Linked DNA regions of Homo sapiens: region 2 is linked to region 1. Evidence: read pairs that join two places in POLR2A ChIA-PET (ENCODE). Cell type or tissue: Panc1. All regions are shown on one strand.

Region 1 (5,000 bases):
TTATGTGAATATTGGTTTCCTCCAGTAAGTCACACTCTCTATGGAAACAGCAGCTTCATTTGCACCCTTCACTGCCACACCTTGGCTGCCATGATGGCACGCAGAGAAGGCAGGTGCTGCTGGATGCTGGGGACATGAGAACCTTGCTCTCGAAGAGGAAGATCCTGCCTCTCTTCACCAAATTCTTACATCCCCATTTCCATAAGCTGCGTCATTGTCTCTGCTGACCCTCAGCTTCTCGGCCTATCCTTGTTGCCCTGGCTCCTGGGGCCAGCAGGGCTGGTGGCTGCAGGAATTTATGAGGGCATGTACCTGTGAAGAGCGAACAGTGGTAGTGCCTGATGGCCAATTTTTGAGATGCCTAAAAGCTTTCTCAGGGCGCCTGGGCATGACCATTAGGAAAGGAGCATGCATTATGAAGAGTGTGGTCCTTTTCTAGCTCAGCGAGATTTACTTCCCCAGGTGGAGCTGGTAAAAGCACAAGCACCCTCGATAAACCCTGAGGAGCTCAGGTGGTTGCCCAGGGAGTGGAGCCTGGTGAGGACATTTCCCTGGAGATCAGGCACCGGAATGTCTGCTTCCTAGCTTTTCTGGGAGTAGGGGATGCAGAAAGCAGAAGTGAATGGAACAAGTTCCTTATGACCTTTCACCATTTGGCAAATGTGTGTGATAGAATATGCAGAAGAATGGACCAGGCAAGGTGGTTCATGCCTGTAATCCCAGCACTTTGGGAGGCCAAGCCAGGAAGATCGCTTGAGCCCAAGAATTCAAGACCAGTTTGGGCAGCAAAGTTAGACCCCAACTCTACATATATAAGAAATTAGGTGTGTAATCCCAGCACTTTGGGAGGCCGAGGCAGGTGGATCCCCTGAGGTCGGGAGTTTGAGACTAGCCTGACCAACATGGAGAAACCCCGTCTCTACTAAAAAATACAAAATTAGCCAGGTGTGGTGGTGCATGCCTGTAATCCCAGCTACTCAGGAGGCTGAAGCAGGAGAATGGCTTGAACCCGGGAGGCGGAGGTTGCGGTGAGCTGAGATCACGCCATTGCACTCCAGCCTGGGCGACAAGAATGAAACTTTGTCTCAAAAAAAAAAAAAAAAAAAAAAGAAATTAGGTGGATGTGGTGATGAGCTCCTGTAGTCCCAGCTACTCTGGAGGTTGAGGCAAGATGATTACTTGAGCCTGAAATGTCAAGGCTGCAATGAGCTGTGATCATACCACCGTACTCCAGCCTGGGTGACAAGGCACAACCCTGTCTCAAAAAACAAACACAGAGGATGCAGAAGAATGGATGTCACATTTAATTTTTTAAAAAAATATATATCCTGTGAGACATTTAACTCAATGATTTATTAATTCAAGAAATCTTTATTTAGCACTTTGTATGTGCTAGGCCCTGGTCTAGACATTGGGAGCACAGAAGTGACCAAACGCAGACATATTTTGCCTTCCTGTTTGATATTCTAGTTGGCTGAGAGAAACAATAAATGAACACTCGGAAGGTTGATGGGTTGGCAAAAGTGAGAGAGACTGGACTTGGTGGGGAAGCTTGGTGGTGGTGGCAATAAGCTTTTAAGCAAAGATTTAAATAAAGCAAGGAAGCAGTCCATGCAAGCACCTTCAGGAAGTGTGTTTCAGGCAGAGACACGGTGGGTGAATGCTCTGAGGCTGTAACAAGCTGAGGGGGAACAAGAAACACTAAAATTCTGTGAATTCCAGCGGCATCAGTTGAATGTTAATTATGGCACATCAGGTACTTTCCCTTAGCAGCCAACAGAGTAAAAGGGAGTCGGTCTATGTACATAGATGATTGCTTTTGAGGTGGCACTTAACACCTGTGTTTCCATCATATCCCAGTGGTAGACTAGAAAATGGCAACAAATAATAGAATTTGTGTTATTCTCATAGGATCTTTTTAATAAGTTATAGATTCATCTGAGGGAGTACCAGACTATTGGGTTTTAGAGATTGACAGCAAAGAAGAACTTAGGCATGAATCTTCTTAATAACAGCTAATATAGAAATAGAGGAAAAAATCATTCTCACAATACAGATAGATTAGAAAGTAATCATTTATATTCAACAAGTATTTATTGCATAACTAAAAGATTCTATGTGAGAGTACTACACGTAATGATTTTCTGTGAAGCAGTTAAGATACAATTTGTTCCTCTAAGAAGGAAAACAGGATGTATGCATCTATGTTCTCTGCCAAGCACACTAAGGCTTTTGCTTTTAATTCATAAACATTATGCAATACAATGGCATACAATAAAGTTCCTCTTTGTTTAGTAGAGCTGAGGGTGTCCCAGTTGGTTGCAATATATATATTTAATAATTAGATTGTGTGTGTGTGCACAAGTGTGTGCATGCACATGTATGTGTGCATGCATGTGTCTGCATATATGCACACACACGAGGGTGTGTAAGTGGGTATGCATGTGTGTGTGTGTGTATATGTTCACATGTGAGTGTGTGTGAATGGACATGCTTGTGTGTGTGTGTTCACATTGTGCAATCCAAATGCCCTGCTTTATGCATCTGTATTCAAGACTCAAGTCCTGCGGGGACAGAGTAACTTGTTTTCAAGAGTGTTTGGCACAGCATCCTGCAGATGTGGGAACTTAGTAATTGTGTGCTGAGGACGATGATTAGGTTGATGACAAATTTGTGTGTTGAGTAGAAAGAGCTTACTGATTAGTTTCTGGAATTGTTGCCCAGTTTTAAACAAATGGGGTTTTGCTGTTTTTTTTTTTTTTGATTCGTGGGTTCTGTCATGTATTTAGTTAAACTATGAATGCTGCATTAAAATGAATACCTTCTCATCTTCCTGGAATATGCGTGGGCGTCTTGCAGGGATTACGAGTGGACTTTGAGCGTTGCACTTCTCCCACACCTTCTCCTGTGTCCTAGGCATGGCCAGGCGCAGAGGCCCAGGGAGGAGCACCAGGTGTTCTGGAGCTTTTATTTTGGGGATTTGTATGTGTATTTTTTCAGAGGTCTCCTGAAATTTCTCAATCCTATGCCCCAGAAAATATCCAGATTGGCACTAGGTGTTACTCTTTGGCTTGAGACTCTCTTATTAAATCTTGCTGTCATGTGTGTGATTTTATTATTTTTTTAAAGGATATGAAATATGCATCCTTAGTAAGCAATAAAGGGGAGCCGCACATGGATTGGAGCCATGATGTGCTCCACCTGCTGGAAACATTTCCAAGGATCCTGTCTCCTTTTACAAACTGTATTTATGATGGTAGCCCCTGTGATGATGAGTTACATGTATTCTGTTCTCTGTGCTACTCAAATAAAAAGTGGTAGCTGTTCCATTTCGCTGTTTCAGGAATGTAAGAAAAATATGAAACTGGAAGATCCTTGCTCTAAAGAGTAAAAATTCAAAAAACAGAAAAGGTTTTCAGTACTGTGAGAAATGGTTTATGAGTCTTTGCTAAGAAGTGGTATTATCTATGAGGGCAATAAATATGAAGGTCCCAGTGAAATTTAACTTTTGGGGAAAGTTGCTATCTTAATCAGCTTGGATTTCAGACAAATGTCTGATGGTGAAAATTTAAACAAAATAAGAAAAACAAAGAAAAAATAAGCTTACTAAAACAAAATAAAGTGACACAATGAGACACTGAGAAAATACAATGGAGGCTGAGTATTCAGGATCAAAAGACTCAGTGTTTTACTAGGACTTCCTATGGAAAAGTCTTCATTCGATTAGACAGATAAATTTGATTCCACTTTATTGAAATGATCAAGAGGTATGTGCAAGACTTCAGGAATCCTAAGTGACGTTTAAAGCGTTTTTAAGCCGTGGGAAGATCTGGCGTGACTTATTGTATTTGAAACTTCAGAGCAACTCCAAAGGCAAACCCAGCTCAGGGAAGACACATTGTTACTTGTACTCAATAAGTAGATGCTAAGAAACATAACATGCTTCTTACCTCAAGGCTGAGGTTAAGATGGTAAATTGAGTTTTCAAACGGACAGTAACACAATGCCCATCACAGCTGTACCTAGACCCGGAGCCTGATAAAATCTGCCGCTCTACCCCGACCACGCCACGTGTCTCAGCACGTATTTGTCTGTTTTCACACTGCTGATAAAAACATACCCAAGACTGGGAAGAAAAAGAGTTTTAATTGGACTTACAGTTCCACATGGCTGGGGAAGCTTCAGAATCATGGCGAGAGGCAAAAGGCACTTCTTAAATGGTGGCAGCAAGAGAAAATGAGGAAGAAGCAAAAGCAGAGACCCGTGATAAACCCATCAGATCTCATGAGATTTATTCACTGTCATGAGACTAGCATGGGAAAGACTGGCCCCCGTGATTCAATTACCTCCTCCTGGGTCCCTCCCTCTACACGTGGGAATTCTGGGAGATACAATTCAAGTTGAGATTTGGGTAGGGACACAGCCAAACCATATCGCAGCATTAATTATTTCTACCTACCTATACTTGCCACAAGCTTTGCCATGGACACGGGGATGGGAAAAGAGATAAAACTAGACAGATAGGAAAAACAAAGTGGCTTAGGACTGGCCATTGACTTGAAGAAGGGAAACATGAGAAGAGATGAAAACTCTCCATGGGAGTTCAAGCTCCTTCCTTAGGGGAGGTGGTGTAAAGAGGAAATTTAGGAGATGCATAATGAATGCTGCTTCCATGCCAGAGAACAGTGTAGGAAATTTCATTTCCTTAATTTAAGAGGATTCTAACTCATGCTTGAGCAAATGGATATAGAAAAATGTTATGAATGATAAATTATTTTGTACTATTTTGTTTTAAAATAACCCATATCATTTTATAGCATGAAAATTCACTCAAATGTTGAAGCTATCATAGGTCTTTAGCAATGAGCTTTCTCCCAGGGAAGAAAGTGAAGAAAACAATTCAAAGGTAAGGCTAAAGGTGACCCAAGATTTAGAATTGGGCTCATCGGATTTCAGATTCTGCATGTGACTAAGTCAGAGCCAATGCAGTCTTCACTTCA
Region 2 (5,000 bases), 140 kb before region 1:
GCGGCAACCCCGCATGAAGCAAACTTATCAGCACCATTTGTCCAACAGCAGGTGCGCACTGCATGCCATCATGTCACATTTTGGTTAATTCTCAAATATTTCAAACTCTTTCATTATTATATTTGCTACTATGATCTGGGATCAGTGATCTTTGACATTATTCTTATTGTTTGGAGGTGCCACAAATTGCACCCATATAAAACAGCAAACTTAATCGAGAAGTGTTGTGTGTGTTCTGAGAGCTCCATCAGACAGCCGTTCCCCAGCTCTCTCCCTCTGCTCAGGCTTCCCTGTTTCCTGAGACACAATAATATTAAAATTAGGCCAATTAATAACCTATAGTCTCAAAGTGTTCAAGTGAAAGGAAGAATCCCTTGTCTCTACTTCGAATCAAAAGCTAGAAATAAGTTTAGTGAGGGAGGCATACTGAAAGCTGAGAAGGGTCACAAGCTCGGCCTCTTGTGCCAAACATTTAGCCAATTTGTGAATGCACAGAAAATGTTATTAAAGGAAATTAAAAGTGCTACTCAAGTGAAAACAGAAATGAAAAGAAAGTAAGATAGCTTTATTGCTGATAGGGAGAAAGTTGAGTGGTCTGGATAGAAGATCGAGTTGGCCACTCATTCCCTTAAGCCAAAGGCTAATCCAGAGGAAGGCTTTCACTCTCTACAATTCTGTGAAGACTGAAAGAAGCAGGGAAACTGCAGAAGAAAAGTTTAAAGCTAGCAGAATTAACGAATGAGGAGTCACTTCTTATGGATGAGCAAAGAAAGTGGCTTCTTGAGATAAAATCCATTCCTGGTGAAGAAGCCGAGAACATTGTTGAAATGACAACAAAGGAGTTAGAATATTCCATCAACACAGTTGATAAAGCAGTGGCAGGAGATGAGAGGACTGATTCAAATTTTGAAAGAAGTTCTACTATGGGTAAAATGCTATCCAACAGCACAGCATGCTACAGAGAAGTCTTTTGTAAGAGGAAGAGTCAATCAATGTAGGAAACTTCATTGTCTTATTTTAAGAAATTGCCACAGTCACCTCAGCCTTCCCAGCAGCAAAAAGATTACAACTAGCTGAAGCCTCAGATGATCGTTAGCATTTGTAACAATAAAGTATGTTTAAATTAAGGTATGTACATCTTTTTAGACACAGTTATATTGCATACTTAATAGACTACAGTATAGTGTAAACATAACATATATACTGTGGAAAACCAAAATATTTGTGTGACTGGCTTTATTACAATATTAACTTTATTGTAGTGTCTGGACCCAAACCTGCCATGTCTCTGAGGTATACCTGCATTAAAATTTTAAATGATCATTAGCTTGTTTTTCACAACTCCTTATCTTATTTCACTTCACAGTCACTCGAATCTTTTTGGTGCATAAATATTAATGTATACATTTATATAACATTGTAGCAGTAGTCCTCTCACCTCACATTGTGATCCAAAGTTGATTTTATTAAATATAAATGTGAAAATGACAGTTAAATTATTTCTGCTTTCTGTAGAAATACTAGCGTTTGTAAGCTACATTCATATCCCCAGAATGTCGTCAACAGCTATAAGATACTGGGCTGACTAGGCCGGGCGCTGTGGCTCAAGCCTGTAATCCCAGCACTTTGGGAGGCCAAGGCAGGTGGATCACAAGGTCAGGAGATCGAGACCATCCTGCCTAACATGGTGAAACCCCGTCTGTACTAAAAATTAATACAAAAAACTAGCCGGGCGTAGTGGCAGGCGCCTGTAGTCCCAGCTACTCAGAAGGCTGAGGCAGGAGAATGGCGTGAACCAGGGAGGCAGAGCTTGCAGTGAGCTGAGATTGCGCCACTGCACTCCAGCCTGGGCGACAGAGCGAGACTCCGTCTCAAAAAAAAAAAAAAAAAAAAAAAGATACTGGGCTGACTAAAATAGCAAATGCATCCTGTATTTTGCTTTGAAAATGTCTACAGTAATCTTGCTTGCTTTCTATATGACTTCCAGAGCAATAAATTTGCCAGCTCTTACCAAAGGAAAGTTCCAGTAAGTTTTTCCTGGTTAACAAATTCCCCTTGCAGTGGTCTGGGCAGGGCTTAGACTCACATACAGGTAAATATGTGAGTACACACATAAACACAACACAAATGAAAACATGCATGCTCACATATTTGTAGTCACAAAGTGGCTGGTGTTGTAACAACAAGGAGCTGGAGCAACTAGGGCCTGCTGGGTGGCTCTATCTCAGGTTCTCTCCATGTGGTCTCTGCACATGAGCTATCTTGGGCCTCCTCACAACATGGAGGCTTCAGTAGATTCAGACATCTGACATGGGGGTTCAGCACTCCAGAAATGAGGGTTCTGAGAGAGTTGGCTAGAAGTACTGTGCTCTCTTCTACACAGACACTACTGAGCCACACAGCTACTAAAGACCAGCAGGACTCAAGGGTAGAGAAAATGTCACCCATCTCTCAACAGAAGGAATTTCAAAGTCACACACACAAGAACATACAGTAGGATATATGTTTGCAGCCTTCTTTGGAATTAATGAATCTACTCTCTCAGAAAGAATCTTCTATAGGAAATAATGAATTTCTCAGCAAACAATCAAACTACTTATTCATCTCATGTGTATTAAGTTTTCATGTTTCCTTAGTAAGGTGCAATTGGTATGGTATGGAAGAATGGTATTTAAAGTTAAAATACAACATAAGGGGATAAAGAAAGTAATACATTTCAGGCTGGGAGCGGTGGCTCATGCCTGTAATCACAGCACTTTGGGAGGCTGAGGTGAGCAGATCACTTGAGGTCAGGGATTCGAGACCAGCCTGGCCAACATGGTGAAACCACCACATCTCTACTAAAAATACAAAAATTATCCAGGCTTGGTGGCACATGCCTGTAATCCCAGCTACTTGGGAGGCTGAGGCAGGAGAATGGCTTGAACCTGGAAGGCGGAGGTTGAAGTGAGCCAAGATCATGCCATTGCACTGCAGCCTGGATGACAGAGAGAGACTCCATCTCAAAAATAAAATAAAATAAAATAAAATAAAATAATAATAATAATAATAATACATTTCCGAAGTCTCCAAAGAATGAAAAATTTCAAATGTAGGACTCCTAAAAATTGTTGTAGAGGTCAATCATCACCTAAAACCTCACTAGTTCTGGGGAAGAACACTCAGTGATTAGTGGAAGACCATGTTTCTTGGCCACTTCTTTTCTTTAACCAAAATTTTCAGTGAATGCAGCAAAGGATGCTACCATTCTTTTAAGCACTAATGTGAATGAAACCACAGCCACAGCAATAATCTGAAACCATCCCCAGCAGGTTGACAGGAATTGAATACCAGGTTCTAGACAGAAATATGGTTATAATTAAGCATTCATCAGGCTGCATGCTGGCCCACTTCCATGTTTCTAAACGTCACATAGCACTAGATACCAGCCATTTGCATTCCACTGTCCCTATAAACTGGATCTCTGACATTAGAATTATAAGGCTTTAGTTTAAGGATTGCTTAAGGTGTTCTTCAGACCTGAATTTGGGCAACCAATTTGAAGAGCCACAGAGGAATGGACTCAGCATGAGAATACAGCTTCTTCTTGCACTCATTGATCAGTCAATGATCTTTTCACTTTGGCCCATTCCAAAACCCTGAAAAATCCTAACCCTAAATTCTTTGTGGAGATGGATTAGAGGTTTCCTCCTGTCTCCTCATTCAGTGACTGTACAATTAAATCTCTTACTCTGGTGCAAGCCCCTATCTTGCTGTGTGGACTTGGTGCATGTATTGGGGAATAAACCTACTATGATTACATCTCTCTCAGAGTTGTTGGTTCTTCATACATTTTGCATGGCACATACCACCTGGAATAAAGACCATATTTGTTGGCCTGCTGTGACAAGCAGAATTCTAAGGTGCCTCCCAAAATTCCTCTCCCTGCTGTACAAGTCCTGTATCATCTAGGGCTGTGAAGAGGATCGGCTATCACTCCTGTGATTAGTTTTGATTAGAGGTAACATTTTATTTTTAAAAAGGGAGATTAACCTGGGTGGATCTGACCTAATCAAGTTGTAACCAACCAGTGGGTTTACCTCGCCTGCTGCCTAGACAGAGCCAATTTCTCAAGACAGGGGAGTTGCAATAGAGAAAGAGTAATTTATGCAGAGCCAGCTGTGCTGGAGGCAGGATTTTTATTATCACTCCAATCAGTCTTCCTGAGAATTCAGGGATCAGAATTTTTAAGGACAACTTAGTGGGTAAGGGGAAGCCAGGGATCCTGGAGTACTGATTGGTCTGAGAGGGAATCATAGGGAGTCGGAGCTGTCTTCTTGTGCTGAGTCAGTTCCCAGGTGGGGGCCACAAGATCAGATGAGCCAGTTTATTGAGCTGGCGGTGGCAGCTGATCCATCAAGTGCAGGGGCTGCAAAATATCTCAAGCGCTGATCTTAGGAGCAGCGTAGAGAGGGTTAGAATCTTGTAGCCTCCAGCTGCCTGACTCCTAAATCATGATTTCCAATCTCGTGTGTAATTTCTTAGTTCTACAAAGGCAGTCTAGTCCCCAGGCAAGAAGGTGGTTTGTTTTGGGAAAGGGCTGTTAATAGTTTTTGTTTTGAACTATAAACTATAAACTGGCCAGGCATGGTGGCTCACACCTGTAATCCCAGCATTTTGGGAGGCTGAGGTGGGCAGATCACTTGAGGTCAGGAGTTCAAGACTAGCCTGGTCAACATGGTAAAACCCCATCTCTACTAAAAATACAAAAATTAACTGGGGCCAGGTGGTGGGTCCTGGCTACTCAGGAGGCTGAGGCAGGAGAATCGCTTGAACCCGGGAAGTGGAGGTTGCAATGAGCCAAGATGGAGCCACTGCACTCCAGCCTGGGCAACAGAGCAAGACTCTGTCTGGAAAAACCAACCAACCAACCAACAAACAACAAAAAAACCACTATAAACCAAGTTCCTCCCAAAGTTACTTCAGCCTACACCCAGGAAGGAACACGGACAGCTTAGAGG

The links. ChIA-PET counts read pairs that join two places held together with the same protein. Peaks named below come from ENCODE experiments on the same cell type or tissue, not always from the same donor. Only the 100,000 strongest peaks of a DNase experiment are listed, where the experiment ranks them.
Region 2: POLR2A ChIA-PET joins it to region 1 with 15 read pairs; 4 of 35 experiments call an interaction of 5 or more read pairs at or near these places.

The regions. Positions count from the first base shown.
Region 1 is chr10:4,264,375-4,269,374 of GRCh38, forward strand. No RefSeq gene overlaps it. Among named protein-coding and RNA genes, the nearest start is that of LINC00702, 23 kb to the left of the region's middle. In Panc1, CTCF peaks have their summits at 3,180 (motif pointing left) and 3,381; no DNase peak of the experiment used is centred here; H3K27ac peaks cover 3,671 bases.
Region 2 is chr10:4,122,589-4,127,588 of GRCh38, forward strand. No RefSeq gene overlaps it. Among named protein-coding and RNA genes, the nearest start is that of LINC00702, 120 kb to the right of the region's middle. In Panc1, no CTCF peak of the experiment used is centred here; no DNase peak of the experiment used is centred here; H3K4me3 peaks cover 257 bases; H3K27ac peaks cover 4,308 bases.